3 separate regions of the Mus musculus genome follow, and regions 1 and 2 are each linked to region 3. Evidence: chromatin loops called from intact Hi-C (ENCODE). Cell type or tissue: gastrocnemius. All regions are shown on one strand. Region 1 holds the start of Ccdc157 (coiled-coil domain containing 157). Region 2 overlaps Hormad2 (HORMA domain containing 2). Region 3 overlaps Castor1 (cytosolic arginine sensor for mTORC1 subunit 1).

The links. Peaks named below come from ENCODE experiments on the same cell type or tissue, not always from the same donor. Only the 100,000 strongest peaks of a DNase experiment are listed, where the experiment ranks them.
Region 1: it touches region 3 in a loop (1.8-fold over the local background); 11 of 42 quality-filtered maps call a loop at or near these places.
Region 2: it touches region 3 in a loop (8-fold over the local background); 8 of 42 quality-filtered maps call a loop at or near these places.

What each region holds. Positions count from the first base shown.
Region 1 is chr11:4,158,031-4,163,030 of GRCm38, reverse strand. It overlaps Ccdc157 (coiled-coil domain containing 157), which reads left to right and starts at 2,738. Exons shown (of 12, transcript NM_001164620.1): 1 at 2,738-2,872. It overlaps Sf3a1 (splicing factor 3a, subunit 1), which reads right to left and starts at 2,677. Exons shown (of 16, transcript NM_026175.5): 1 at 2,481-2,677; 2 at 1,864-1,985. The coding sequence starts at 2,543. In gastrocnemius, a CTCF peak has its summit at 2,489; a DNase peak (open chromatin) is centred at 2,708; H3K4me3 peaks cover 2,761 bases; H3K27ac peaks cover 2,039 bases.
Region 2 is chr11:4,420,069-4,425,068 of GRCm38, reverse strand. It overlaps Hormad2 (HORMA domain containing 2), which reads left to right. Exons shown (of 11, transcript NM_029458.1): 4 at 250-313; 5 at 762-798; 6 at 3,460-3,480; 7 at 4,339-4,365. Among named protein-coding and RNA genes, the nearest start is that of Hormad2, 19 kb to the left of the region's middle. In gastrocnemius, a CTCF peak has its summit at 2,950 (motif pointing right); no DNase peak of the experiment used is centred here.
Region 3 is chr11:4,218,282-4,223,281 of GRCm38, reverse strand. It overlaps Castor1 (cytosolic arginine sensor for mTORC1 subunit 1), which reads right to left. Exons shown (of 9, transcript NM_028022.2): 1 at 4,856-5,000; 2 at 4,264-4,334; 3 at 2,990-3,174; 4 at 2,775-2,907; 5 at 2,476-2,599; 6 at 2,023-2,136; 7 at 1,776-1,858; 8 at 1,587-1,681; 9 at 873-1,439. The coding sequence starts at 4,968. The coding sequence ends at 1,362. Among named protein-coding and RNA genes, the nearest start is that of Castor1, 2.6 kb to the right of the region's middle. In gastrocnemius, CTCF peaks have their summits at 2,657 (motif pointing left) and 3,604 (motif pointing right); DNase peaks (open chromatin) are centred at 2,646, 3,122, 3,704, 4,773 and 2 more places; H3K4me3 peaks cover 1,370 bases; H3K27ac peaks cover 2,174 bases.

The DNA.
Region 1 (5,000 bases), 60 kb after region 3:
CCTACCTTCAGAGTACATGAATACACTGGCCCCACCTTAGTTTTTGAGGCAAAGGACAAAAGCTCTCTCATTGAATATGAAGCATAGCAATTTGCTCCAGGAATCTGTGTCTCTATTTCCCAGTACTGAGGTTACCAGACGTAGCCACTGCTCAATCTCGCTTTAACATGGGTATCCATGGAATATACACCATGGGATCCAAACTCAAGTTCTTGTACTCAACACCTGACTGAACTGAGGTGTCTCCCCAATCCCTGAAGCTTTCAATGCTCTCTTAGCCGTTACTGTTTCACACAGAGTTCCTTCTAAAGAAAACTTCTAGCCGGGCATGGTGGCACACGCCTTTAATCCCAGCACTCAGGAGGCAGAGGCAGGCGGATTTCTGAGTTCGAGGCCAGCCTGGTCTATAGAATGAGTTCCAGGACAGCCAGGGCTACACAGAGAAACCCTGTCTTGAAAAACAAACAAACAAACAAACAAACACAACAACAACAACAAAAAAGAAGAAGCCTTCTATAAGGGAAAGACAGTGTGCAAACTCCTCTTACAGCTTCACTGACCAAGTGGAAACACTGGAAACCGTCTCAAAAGAAAACACATAGCCTGGACACTGCAACCTTTCCATAGAAAGCATGCAGCATGAGGGAAACTAAAAATTAGGAAATGTTTCCAATTTAGCATGCAAAGAAAATCAAGACATGACAGTACTTGTGTTGCTATTACTGTATCTAAAAAGGATGCCATGGTCAGAAGGAAACAGCTAATGGTGACAACAGCTGACAGGGGTTGTCCTCACAGTAAGATTGCTCTTCTTCATTATGCAACAGCCTTTCCCCAATTATTAGCATCACAGGAGAGAGGGGGGAAGGCATTAGGGTTATTATTAAATATTAGCCAATCACACACAACACTCAATGCCCTATCGTGAGGCATCTTTTCAGTGAAAATCCAAATTAATTAAAGTCTGCAAAGTGATCTGAACTCTCACGGTGTGCACAGTACAATTTACCAATCAGAATCTCTTTTGATGTGTCACTTCATTAGGAAGGTGGGAACAAAACAGTATTAAATGATTCAAGGTGGTAGGGATGCTCGCTAAAGGGAGTGACAAAGTGTGGGTCCTGGACAACACACGTCCTGTACACACTTCAAGGCCAAGAAGCTCTGCCATGTAAGAAGCAGCCTGGTTCAGGAAAAGCCAGAAATTCAGACTGACTGTGAAATCACCTCATTTCTAAGTGTGGTAATAGGATTTTTCTCTTTTAAGGATTCTAAGGACAAACTAAACATCTGCAGACTGGATAATGATGCTGGCTGCCAAAAGAATACTCTATAAGTGCCCTAAGCCAGGAGATGTGTTGACCGTTGGAAGTCAAGTGGCCCTTAGAAGATTCCATCCAAGGGTGCAGAAGTATGTGGGATGAGGAGGTTGAGGAATCCTGACCAATGTTCACCTTGCCTGGAAACTAGCTAACATGCTGAACAGCTTGCTCTGGATTCAGCTGAGGCTCTGGGAAAGTCGTCCTTTCACAATGAGAATAATCAACTCTTCTTTTTCTTTCTTCAGGTTAACACAGCATATGCACATCAGCAGCCACAAAGAAGCTACCAGGAATTTCCACAGACTTGTTTTGGAAGCAGAAACTCCTAGTGACTACACAGCTAGGCATGGCTTTCACTGCGATTACTGTTGTGGTATGTCAACCATACCAGTCCTATCTATCACCTACCTCATTGCTCTCCTGTGGTTTTGGAAGAAGTAAGGAGTCTAAGCCAGAGCCTCTAGAACTCCCCATGATGCCCCTGTGCTGCTTTAAAAGACCTTTATACTACAAGTTCCCTCTGTGCAGAAGCAGCTGTTACCTGGCCACAAAACTGGCAGTCTTGTCGACGATGTTCCTGACCTCCGGGGGAGGGTAAATAATGCCGACCACTGGCTTGGAAGGGGTGGGATCCTCCTTTGACGATGCTTCTTCTTCAATTGGCTGTGAAAACAGAGAAAAGGTAGTAAGGGCTTCAAGTCCCCGGCTCGGATTAGGCTATCATAAACGCTCCATGATACTGACAGGAACGTCTGTCCTGTAGACTGCAGACTCTCTTGGGTTAGCATCCGAGGACGCAGTTAAAAACAAAACAGGGCAAGTTTCCTTAGCCATACTGTATTTACGCAGCCATTCCTAATCTAGGGGAAAGAATGATTTGCTTAGCTCTCCTCTTTTTGAATGGAGGCTTCGTGGTTCACATAAGACCCCAGAGGAAGCCGGGGGTGCAGGTCCGCATGCTGGTTTTGAAAAGTCCGGTTCTAGGGATATCTTTTTCGAGACCAGAAGGCAACTCAGCGCGCTGACTCCTGGGACTTGCAGTCCCTCCATGTCCTTCGGGGTGGCCTGAGCTTCCAGCAGCAGTGCCACAGCGCCCGCGCGGAGGGGAGGAACGAGGCCTCCAGCAGGCCTGCAGGCAGGGAGCGCGGGGCACGATACCTGTTTGGACTCAGTGGCTACTGGCGGCGGCGGGGGTACCGCCTGCACGGGTCCGGCCTGCATGACTGCGACGCTCAGGGCTGCCAGTCCACCTCGGTGGCGACAACCGGTGCGACGACAAGATTAAAGATCACCACACGAAGTATCCAACTCAATGACAAGATGGCGGCGACCCAGAGAGAGAAGCCGCGGGAGCACTTCCGGTCCCGCCCTCTCGCCGTTTCGCACTTCCAGCCCCGCCCCGCCTGCTCCGTGGCGCGGTACGCCGTTGCCAAGGCAGCGGCCTGGGCTCCCAACTTAGAGTTGCGAGGCATTCTCGGAGCCTCAGACGCTCTGGAGGAAGTTCTGTGAGCCAGACAGACACAGAGCTGAGGCTGCGACGCCGGAGACAGGTAAGCCATTCCACATCCTCTGACTCTGAACTTCCCTCCTGACTCTGGCCGGTTCCTCGCCCCCTCAGCGCCCCACCCCTCGCCCCTGTTTCTTTCCTGTTTGGCCTGGCATTTTGAAGATGCCATAGAGTCCCACTTACTACACCTTTAGCCCCATTTTTTGGTTCAGCACCACCTCCTCTGCATCCCTCCTTACAGAGTCCAGGACATGGTGCTAACACCTTTAATTCCAGGAGACAAAAAACGAAGCAGATCTGAGTTCAAGGCCAGCCTGGGACAGAGCAAGTTCTAGATGAAGAAAAGCATAATTCAGGCGTAGTGGTACATATCTTTAATCCCAAGAGACAAAGCCATGCAGATCTCTGAGTTCAAAGTCAATTTCCTGAGCAAGTTTCAGGATAGCCAAGCTTAGGCAGTGAGGGAGTTGAAAAACAGAAAGCTGGTAAGATAATAAAGGGGATCAGGTTCCAGCCACAGGAAGCAGAATTTGGCTGTGTGGCTCTGGCTTTAGAGTCTAGAGTAGAAGGGATTGCTGGGACAGTTGATGCTGGTTAGCTGGAGCTAAGAAATTAGTGATTAAGACGAGACCAGCATCACTGAGGTGAAATCTTCTGGGAAGTGTTTTCTGAGAGCACAAAGAAGCTGTGTTCCAGAGATAGCCATGGTTGTTGCTGCAGCTGTACTTGGCAGTGTGTAAGAGTTACCCAGGCAGTATTAGTTTGAAGGCATGAAGGTGTCATGAAGAGCAGCTGAGGCTTGGCACCGTGAGAGGCCAGGGAAGGCCATTGGTGAAGGTGCAGTTACAGTTACAGTTGATGGCCCAGGACTGAAGGGGTCATGCAAAGGAGTTGAGGCTTGCCCCATGAAGAGAGCCTATGAGAGGCTCTTGGTGAAGCCTAGTTGCAGTGGTAGACCCCAGTGTATTGGAGATGCCAGTACGATAAGATGATAACCAGGAACAGCAGCAGCAGTTGGCTGGAGTCAAGCAGAGCCTAGAGTGCTTCAGAGGGCAGAGCTGGAGAAGTGATGCCAGCCCTTTAGAGGATCCCCAAAAGATCATGTGTGGATCCCAGACATTGGAATAAAAGTTAGATTAAGAAGCTGTAAAGTTGAAGTTGCCTTGGAGACCCCAAGATGTTAGAGATGCCAGAGTCATGAGATACCTGCCAAGGAAAACTGCTAGCAGGGAGTGGGACCAGCCCAGGAGAATGAAGTCTGCTGCTGCTGACTGCCAGATCTGCCAACAGCAGTCGGCAAGGATGAAAGGAGCTGACGATCTGAAGAGCGCTTTGACATTGGATGTGGAGACATGGACTTTGGAGTTTGCCCAGCTGGTTTTCTGTCTTGCTTTGGTCCCAGTATTTTTGACTTTATATGGGATTACAGTTAAGAGACTGCTTGAATCTTAGAAGAGACTTTATTTATTTATTTTTATTTATATGAGTGCACTGTCTTCAGACACACCAGAAGAGGGCATTGGATCCCATTACAGATGGTTGTGAGCCACCACGTGGTTGCTGAGAATTGAACTCAGGACCTCTTGAAGAGCAGTCAGTGCTCTTAACCGCTGAGCCATCTCTCCAGCCCCTGGAATTTTTTTGAACATTGCTGAGGCTGCTATAGAGTATGGGAACCTTTGATGTTGGACTAAATGTATTTTGCATGATGCTGTGTTTAGGTATGGCCCCCATAGCCTCATATGTTTGAACAAGCCTATGGGGGCCAGGGAGTGGAATGTGGTGGTTTGTATATGCTTTGCCCAGGGAGTGGCACTATTAAGAGGTATGTGTGGCCTTGTTGGATGGAATAGGTGCTGCCTTGTTAGATTAGGTGTGCCACTGTGGGTATGGGCTTTATTACCCCTTCTAGCCCCTTGGAAGCCAGTCTTCTGCCAGCTGCCTTTGGAAAACGAAGTGGAACTCTAAGCTCCTCCAACCCACATCTGCCTAGACTCTGCCATGCTCCTCCCTTGATGATACTGGACTGAACCTCTGAACCTGTAAGCCAGCTCCAATTAAATATCATCCTTATAAGAGTTGCCTTGGTCACGTTTTCTCTTTACAGCAGTAAAGCATTAAGTAAGACAGTCAGAGACTGGAAATCGCCATGTAGGTGGTTTTAGAGTTTC
Region 2 (5,000 bases), 200 kb before region 3:
TGGGTGTTTAAACATCAAAACGTGCCATGCAGTGGCGGTGTACACCTTTGATCCCAGCACTCAGGAGGCAGAGCCAGGTGGATCTCTGAGTTCAAGGTCAGCCTGGTCTACAGAGTGAGTTTATGGACAGCTAAGGCTACACAGAGAAACCCTGTCTTGAAAAACTAAATTTTACAAATAAAAAAATAAAGGAAATGCTTTATTTAGCATGAAGTTTTCAGTATAACAGTGATGTTTCTTTTTTTCTAGACCTCAGTTTAAAAATTCTCCGGGAAGACAAAAAGTGTCCGGGGTCATTACATATTATTAAATGGTAAGTAAATTCTGTAAAATTGCCCATCAAACTTTATTTTCTAAAATCTTTTCCTAAAAAGAGAATACTTTATTAGCCCTCTTTCCTGAAAATTGTAGCAATTATTCAGTATTATTTTAAACTATTGATTTCATTTTAGAAGAAAATAGACTTATATAAAGAAAAAAAAATCCTAACTGCGATTATTCACTATATACCTTTGTGTTTACTACCATTCTGTGCTGGGAAGAGAGAGAACACTTCTGTGCTTCAGAGCTGTGTGTTATTTATAATATTCTATAGATATATGGGAATGGCTTGGGGTTTTAAAAGGTGGTTAAACAGAACGGGCAGAATGATTGTTAATTTATATACTGCAAAATAGAAGTGCAAACTAATTACATACTTGGATTTATTTTTTTGGCTGTTCATATGGGCTAAAGTGACATTGGATATTATTTCTTGACAGGATTCAAGGTTGTTTTGATGCTTTGGAAAAGAGATACGTAAGAATTTTTGAAAATTTACCTCCAAATTAAAGACTCATCTTTACTCCTTAAAAAAGTTTAGACATTTTATTTTGTAGTGTTTAACAGTATAGCAGTGCTTGCTTTTTTATTTGTTAGTCGATTTTCTTTTATTTTGTCTGTGTCGCCTCACTGTTGTCTCCCTTACAACAAATAGAAACGAAAGCTTCGTTTTCCTTTTTATATACGCATATCTTTTTTAACCACAGAATTTCCTCTGAAGTCACTGGACAAGATCCACAGGATGTGGGTTAAGGAAGACAAGAATCTGGTAGTTAGCACGTTGAACATGTTCTAAATAGCGGTGACTCGGTTTGCAGATGGAAAAGAAGAAATAGTTAAATAATGAAGTTTTACTCTATTTTATTTTGTTAATTATAACTCCTGTGTATAACTTTGAACTTTTAAAAGACACAGCCCAGATTTTAAGTGCGTATGCTCTCTCATGCTTCAGTAGACACGAATGAAGAATGTGAAGAATGAAGGCTCAAGGTCTGGCTGAAGAGATGCGATGCACCTGAATGAAACCCCTGCTCCTATGCTTGCTCCATTCCCCCAAGTCTTCACTCGTCAGCTCCACGTTAAGCTGCAGTGAAGAGGCTTGCCATTGTGTCAGTAATGTAGTCACGGAGTCCCTCACTCCTTCCCACCTTGGGTGAACAGTTACTCACATTCATTCCATTTTGACCCAGGGGACAGAGGGATACAAAGATAAGACAGATCAGGGAAGGGCTTAGAGACATGGCAGGAGGTGAGTGTTGCTCATATGAGGGCTAATGATTGCTAGTTATCTACTGGTTCAGCTGTACCTGTTGCTAAATTATTGGTTGTCTGGGGTCTGGGTTGAGAAAGAGACATTGCAGGATGAATTTGGCTTCTCGGCAGCGCAGCGGGATGGATTAGCCTCGGAAGTACTGAACACCTAGGAACTTTTCATAAGTTCTTTATTGTTACACAAAAAAGGCACTTTTAGCAAGACAATTTCCGCATAGCAAAACCTCTTATCTGATGTAGGAGTTGTGTGAAGGCCGATTACCTAAGCAGTTCAGTCAGGAGATTTCCTGGTTCGCCAGGTATGTCTTGGGACTAAGTTATGCAAAAACTCTGAATCCTTCAGAAGGGCAGCTCCAGAGATCTCAGCTAACCTGATCAAGGCCGTCCACGCGTGACAAGACCCTCTTTCACTCCAGAGATCTCAGCTAACAGTCCTGATCAAGGCCATCCACGCGGTGACAAGACCCTGTTTCTTACAAAGAAGAAAGGAGTGGGGGAAGAGGAAGAGGAGGAAGAGGAATAAAAAAGCAGGTCACTGGTGACGCAAGCCTTTAAACTCAGCACTCAGGAAGTAGAGGCAGGTCTCTGTGAGTTTCAGGCCAGTGGGACCTACTGAGTGAGTTCCAGGACTACCAGGACTGTTATATAGAAACCCTGTCTCAAGAAAACCCAAAGAAACAAAGAGTAGTTCAAGTAAAACCAGGTTTCAAGTAGCAAGTGCCCTTGGAAGATGTCCTGTTGAAGAACATGGTCTTACTAGTTATGAAATTCTGGGTACTTCCCCTATTGCCCCTCTCATCTCTCACAATTCCTGCTCGTGAACCACACTACATTCTTTCAGAAACTGAACTCTGATCATGTTATCCTTTATGCCTAAAAATTTCCCAGGAATTTAAAAAAGTGTTCAAAGCTGTTTGCACGATCGAGCAGGCCTGAATGTCCCTATTGATTTTCTAAGACACCCTCCCTCACTCCCATGCTCAGGCTACACGAAGACTCTCTAGGATGCCAGTATCTTCCACATACTGTTCCTCTTGCTCAAAAAGGTCTGTCCAGACCCTATGCATGGCCTGCCTAGCTCCATCTTGTCCTGCCGCTAAAATTGTCCCTCATTTGAGGGTTCCCCTAACACTTTGTGTTGTTTCTTCACAGCAGACCCTGAGTATAACAGTGTGGCCATGTGATTTTCTTACTGTTAGTTCCCCTTTCTAGTCGGCATGCATCTTGAGATCAGCGGCTAGCCATATTCTTTCTTCTTTTAATGTGACAATAAACTATTAATAGTTTTACTGTGTGGTCATAAAAATCAGTTATAAAGAAGAAAAAAAAAATCAGTTATATGCTAAAATAGCCACAAGGTGGCACTAAAGTTTTAGTCAACTGCTACAGAATTATGGTCCTCACGTTTTATATTTAAGAATTTATCATAGTGTTGATTCTATTTATGTCTGTATATTCAATATTCTTTAAAGCTGAGAGAATGTCTTTGTAGTTTTGTGATGTATAGAGAAAGGCACGAGTTTGTGAGACACATCAGAGTTTCTAAGTTGTTTACCTTGCTTGGTAAATTTTAAAAGGAGTACTTATTAGGGATTCTTGTGGTACATTTAATTTTGAACAATAATGGATTGTTTTGCATATCTTTTGGTTCCCGAATTAGAAAATAAGAAACTTTTTTTTGATAATCCTTCTTTTGTCCCAGTAAAGCCAGTGTTTGTAATAGAAATTGTTTGAATGGGTGAATTAGTTCCTTTTTCTGACCTTCTGAATATTTTCTCTCTGAAGTAATATTTGAATTAGTCTTCATCAGAATTGTCAATACTATAGTACAAACATATAATAACAGAGTTTTCTTTTCTCTTGAAGCTACACATGGCAGTATTAACAGTAAGTACAAACTTAAAGGCCAAGTCTCTGTCTCTGCATGAACTTTTGGCAAGTACAGCATTAAACAGGCATCTTTCCCGCTTCCCCTCGTGAGATTTATGACATTTTAGCATTTCAAAATTGGATATATCAGAACTTAAGATATTATAAATGTTCAGTATATTTCTTTGACATATATATTATTATATGAGAGAACATATCATATGAGAGAATATATCATATTAATGCTTAGGATTTAAATATATTTTTAGATATGTAACAGATCCAAAGTCTTTTGTTTGAAAGTTTTGTGGACTTTTTTTTTGAAGTTTTATATACCCATAGGTATAAAATGATTGTAGAAAATTGAGATACCATTGATAAAACATATTAATTATTTAAATATTTATGACATAACAAGTTAAGAATTTATTTGTACAGCTGGGCAGTGGTGGCACACGCCTTTAATCCCAGCACTTGGGAGGCAGAGGCAGGCGGATTTCTGAGTTCGAGGCCAGCCTGGTCTACAGAGTGAGTTCCAGGACAGCCAGGGCTACACAGAGAAACCCTGTCTTGAAACAAACAAACAAACAAACAAACAAACAAACAAATGAATTTACTTGTAGTTCAGTCATATTAATCAAAAATACTATGCATCAGTTATAAACTTCCTTATATTTAGTGTTCATAGAAAGTTGTAAAGATTCCGAGTTTTTAGTAAAATACGAGCTCATCCTATATCTAGCTAGAAATATGCCTAGCTGGTGCTCGGGACTCAGTTAGCACAGTACAAATTAAACTCTTCACAAAGACAGTGCATTCAGTGAGCAGCAATTAGTAAGTCTGGAAATTAAGTGCTTTTTATTTTCCCTTAAACAGCTTTACACAAATCCCAAGGAACCTGAGGTAAGAGGGTAGTGTATGTATACTATATTTAAGTATATTTATCTGAAATGAGGCTATCAATTATGTTACTAGACTACCACATAAACAGAGCAATTTATCATGAACTTTATGTTTCATTATAAATGAAACAAGTCTTTTATTATGAAAATATTTTTAGAAACTAGATTTTTTTGTTTTTAGAAACACCCAAAAACCAAAAAAAAAGCAGTTTAGAACTGAGGCTATTGGGCCGGGCCGGCAGTGATGGCACTCGCCTTTAATCCTAGCACTTGGGAGGCAGAGGCAGGCGGATTTCTGAGTTCGAGGTCAGCCTGGTCTACAAAGTGAGTTCTAGACCAGCCAGGGCCACACAGAGAAACCCTGTCTCGAAGAAAAAAAAGAACTGAGGCTATTTTTTATAACATGTCAATATTAAGATTCTCCTAATCATAAATGTATAAAAGTAATTTATTAATATATATTGTAGAACTAATAAGCATTTACTATTGTATGATAATAATAAAATATCTAATTATTTGCTTATGATCTTCTGGAAAAGTAAAAGCTACAGCATTACTCTGAGCTCGTGAGCACTGAACGCCCTCTGTTGATGCTCTCATAGACGCTGAGAGCGTTCCATCTCACTCTCATCTTTA
Region 3 (5,000 bases):
AGGCAAAGGCAGGCGGATTTCTGAGTTCAAGGCCAGCCTGCTCTACAAAGTGAGTTCCAGGACAGCCAGAGCTACACAGAGAAACCCTTGTCTCAAAAAAAAAAAAAAAAAAAAAAAAGATTTATGCTGGGCGTGGTGGCATACGCCTTTAATCCCAGCACTTGGGAGGCAGAGGCAGTTGGATTTCTGAGTTCGAGGCCAGCCTGGTCTACATAATGAGTTCCAGGACAGCCAGGGCTATACAGAGAAACCCTGTCTTGAAAAACCAAAAAACCAAAACCAAAACCAAAAAAAAAGTAATCCATTAAAAGCCGGGCGTGGTGGCACATGCCTTTAATCCCAGCACTTGGGAGGCAGAGGCAGGCGGATTTCTGAGTTGGAGGCCAGCCTGGTCTACAAAGTGAGTTCCAGGACAGCCAGGGCTACACAGAGAAACCCTGTCTCAAAAAAAAAACAAAAAAACAAAAAAACCCCAAAAGGCCTGGCTGGCCACTATTCCAAGTGTCATAAAGTGTGTGACTTCTCCGTAAGAGGGGCATAAGCATTCAGGCAAGGCCCGTGGGTTGCAGACAGCAGCCTTGGAGAAAGGTGCTTTGAGACCTCCTGGATAGGTTCTCCAGGATCCAGCCAGGGGACTCTTAGGTAAGAGGGACAGGGGAATTTCTCCCAGTGTGGGGAACTCTCTAGGTTGTTCTGTAAGTAACTACGAATTAAGAGACGCTCTACTTTAGAGATGAACCACATGACTTAGTCACAAATGTGCTGGAGGCTTCAGTTCCTCATTTGTCACATACATAAACTGCTTGAAAAGCCAAGGACGGGGGGACAAGTCTGGGAGAGACCAAGACATGACGCCAGCTGTCACTCAGAACCAGAGGGCACAAATCCGCAAGTCTTTTATTTATATAAACAGTCATGAAAATAAAAGTGAGATTTAATTCTTCCTTCGGAGTCCCGCGAAGGGAGTGCACTGCTGAACTCATCTGGCTAGGAAAGCAGTGCAGGCTGGAGGTCAGAGCCCGGCCCGGGGATGTGAGCCTTAGCCAGGGGAGAGGCGGCTCCAGCTGCAGGCAAGCAGGCTCTGTGCATTGCTGAGGTCACATAGAAAATGTTGGGTCGGGGATCTAAGCCCCAAGCACCAAGGTATCTTTTGTGGGCAGGCATGGCCACGAGTCCCAGCTCCATACAGCTGACAGACAGACAGCAGAACCAGGCATGGCCACGAGTCCCAGCTCCATACAGCTGACAGACAGACAGCAGAACCAGGATCCCTTGGCAGGACCAGGGACTTGTTCTGAAGCTCAGAAAAGTTTCTGGAGCCCCGGGGGGCTTTACGGGAATGCTGGGGGTCTGGTGCTTCCCTATGGGTCCTTGGAAGCCTGGCTTTCCTGCCTTCGCTGGAGAATATCAATGACACAGCCGATCTCGTCTTCAGGAACCTGGAGGGAGTGTACAGCATGAAACGCCAGGCTAACTCTGGCCAGGGATGCCCGACCCCCTAAACTAGCTGTGATGCTGCCCCCCCCCTCCCCCCGCAAGGGACCTCAGTGTGCTTGCTGGAACCTCCGTCCCAGCCAGGTCCTCACCAGCGCATGGTCAAAGTTGAATGTGCTGATGTAGTAAGCAGAGATGTCAACAGCCGCCAGGGGACCCGCAATCTGGGCCACAATCCCACATTCATCTGAGGGTTGGAGACACGGGTGGCTTACCTTAGATGCTGTGAAGACCCACAGGCTTGCCCTCCCCGCCCCCCCCAGGGAGTGAGTGGACCTCACCGAAGCCCAGGGGCTGTCCCCCGATGCGCACCATCCTCCACAGCTCCCCAGAAGAACTGGTCAGCAGGAGGTCACTGGGGAACCTGGGGAAGCAGTGGGTGATGGGAAAGGCACTTCACGCACCCCCATCTAGCCTGACCCATAGGGCCTGTCCTGCTAACCTCGGAACCTGGCACCCCTCCCCCACCTTCCCTGAGGCTGGCTGAGGGTCTGTGGTCTATGGAGAATTAAGGAAGGAGTTACATACTTTCTCTGGATCTCTGCATCCATGACAATGGAGATGTACCCCTCGATGAGGGAGAAAGCGAAGAACGGAATGGACGTTGATTCAGGACCGCCCGAGGCCGCTTCCTTGGGGACACTTAAGAGATATGATGGCAGGGAACATTACCTAACGAGCAGACCACAGAGGAGGAGCCGGACAGCTCTGGGAAGGCCCTTGAATCTCTTACTTCATTGTGAGAGACCCCTGATTTCCTGAGGGATAAGCCCCAACGGCCAGAGGCCTTGAGCAGAGGGAGAGCCGGATTGGGAGTATATGGCTGGGAAGTGGCTCTGCCGACACCTCTGGCTGAGGCCTAACAGGCTGTCAGAACCCTAAGGCACTGAGCATGACACAGAGTAACAGAAGGGATGAGACAAAAGGCAGAGGGCAGGAAACAGTAGTGGGAGGCAGAGATCACGTGCACGCATGACCCACCTGTGGGAGTAGAAGAGGACATCGATGAGGGTGGTGGCGACAGCCGGCAGTGTCTCAGGGTCCAGTGTGAGGACACAAAAGCGGTTCTGAGGGCTCTGAATGGGATGCACCGTGGGACTGGGCCCTGCTCAGGAGACAGGGGCCACAAGGTTATCTTGGACTGGGGCGACCCCTGGTGGCAGGTCAAGGAAAGGCTAGCCCATCTCATACAGTGAGAGTGTTTTGCACCCTTTTAAAAGACAAGCCCTCCCGTGGGAAAAGGTCCCACTTAAATCTGGGTGCTGGCGGGCAGACCTCACCGTGCTGGATCTGGGGAAAGCCATTGCTGGAATCGTCTCCAGTAACGGGCACAGGCTCCCCGCCTACTTCACGGTAGATTTGGAACTCCTGGGCCAGTGTGTGGATCACCACAGACAGGTCCTGCTCCCGTACCTGGGTCAAGGCAAAGGACACATATTACGCAACACCAGGTCCCTCTGCGTATGACCTGCATTAGCACCTGCCCAAAACCCACCAGGATGAAGTCTGTCTGGTATGTGGACAACATCAGAACAGACACATGGTGTTCAGCCAGCGGGGCAATGACAGACCGGGCAATCTTGGTTACTCCAGCAGCCTGCACCACGGAGCCACTGTGAGATACGTTCATCACCAGCCATGTGGCCTCAGCCACTTGCAGGAACTCGGATGGGGGTAGCTCTGTGGGCAGGAGGTACATGCCTGGTTAGTCAGCTCTCTCCGCCTCTCAGTTTCTCTGTTTAAACCTTGCCCATCAGATCTGTTTCCTGACAGACTCAGAGCTCAGGGCCGGTTCCTATCGTTTCTACCTTGGTGTGCATCATGCGAGCATTCTCAGTGAGCATTACTACTCCAAACTCACAACTAGATTCAAGGCCCAGATTTTTCTTTTTCTTTTTTCTTTTTACACCATTTTGCTGTGTGAGACAAGTGTGTTTTGGGGCGTTTTGTTTGCTTTGAGACAGCGCCTTTACAATGTAGATTAAGCTGAGATTTAACTTAAACTGATCTTATTGCCACAGCCTCCTATGTGCTGGGATTACAAACACCATTTAGTCTGTTTCCTATCTGCAAAATGGACTTCATGGGCTTCAAAGCACCACCAGAGGGCACCCAGTGACCAACTGATGGGAAAGCTCCCTTGCAGACAGATTTCCCTACAGAACAGGGAATCTAAGTCCTTAGGGAGGGAGGCTCAGCCAAACTCTAGGTGGCTAGCTTGAGACTCCAGGCCTTAGAGGATGGGGCAAGCAGGCAGACATGGAAGCCAGAAGTCATTTCCCCGGTCCCAGTCCTGAACAGGGACAAGGGCCAGGGTAGCTGTTGTTCACTCAGACTCAGCCAGGAGGCCCTGGACCCTGCTCTGGGCTTGCTGCCTGCCCCTGCATTCCTTCCCTAACTCTCAGCCGCCTAGGCTTCCCAAGCCAGTAAGGGAGGGGCTGCTTTCCACTGGGGAGACAAGTCCAAGAAGAAATAATGTTCAGGGTAAAACAGCTGCAGGAACCCCTTTATTTTCCCCTAAAACTGTGAGACACCATGGCCACCTGTGCTGGCCTGGGACTCATATTCAGCTCCGTGTGGGTTTTACGTTTATAAAACTCTCACAAATTTTGTCAAACGGTCACGACTCCATCCCACACAGTACTTCAGTGAGTGATGGAAGGTTTGAACCCGGACCTATATTCCTTTGGGGTCTAAGCTCTCTGGGAAGCTGGATCCCTAAACTTAGTAAGAATACTGCTTAGAGGCAAACAAGGAACCAGTTCCGACCTTTAAAGCCCTCCTCATCCACCATGAGAGTGTAATCTTCCGGAGTCTCAGTCAGGCTGAAGAACTTGCACCTAGGAGGAGGGAAGGGGTGGGAAGACTTTCAGCCTAGAGTGAATGGAATGGAGACAGCAAATGAAGTCTGCTCCAGCAGCACTAAAGGACCCCCCACCAGGAGCCTTCCGGACCCGCACTCGGGCCTCACTCTCTTCCTTGGATCAATGAGTCTAGATCCCATATTTGGGATCTCCCCTCCATTCCACAGAAGTGGAAGGCTTTGGGTCCCCCTGGACAACTCTCAAAAGTTAACGTGAGGAGACTAGAAAGGGGCTACAGCCTGCCAAGGAACACATGCCCCCACTACACTGCCTACTCCAGGCAGTTTGCACCTTGACAAGCCCTGGGAGCGGGGCCCTCCGGGCCGGATAGGCGGCGTCGCAGAAAGGGTAAGGCCCAGGCTGGATGATGGCCAGAGTGGCTAGCGTCCCCACCCGGTACCCGCTGCTTCGCGGCGACTCTAGTCCTCCGCCCCTGGCCCAGAGGGGCAGAGGAGCCTCCACCCGCCCGACCTGCGCTCGTGAACCCGGGTGCGCACCGACTGCGACAGGGCAGGAAGAGCAGCTTGATGAGCGGGTGGGTGTAGAGCCAGAGGCCCGGACGGGCAATGCTCAGTACTCGCACCCGGTGCTCTAGGATGTGAAGTTCCATCGCAGATACGGCAGCCCCGGCCTGGCCGCCAG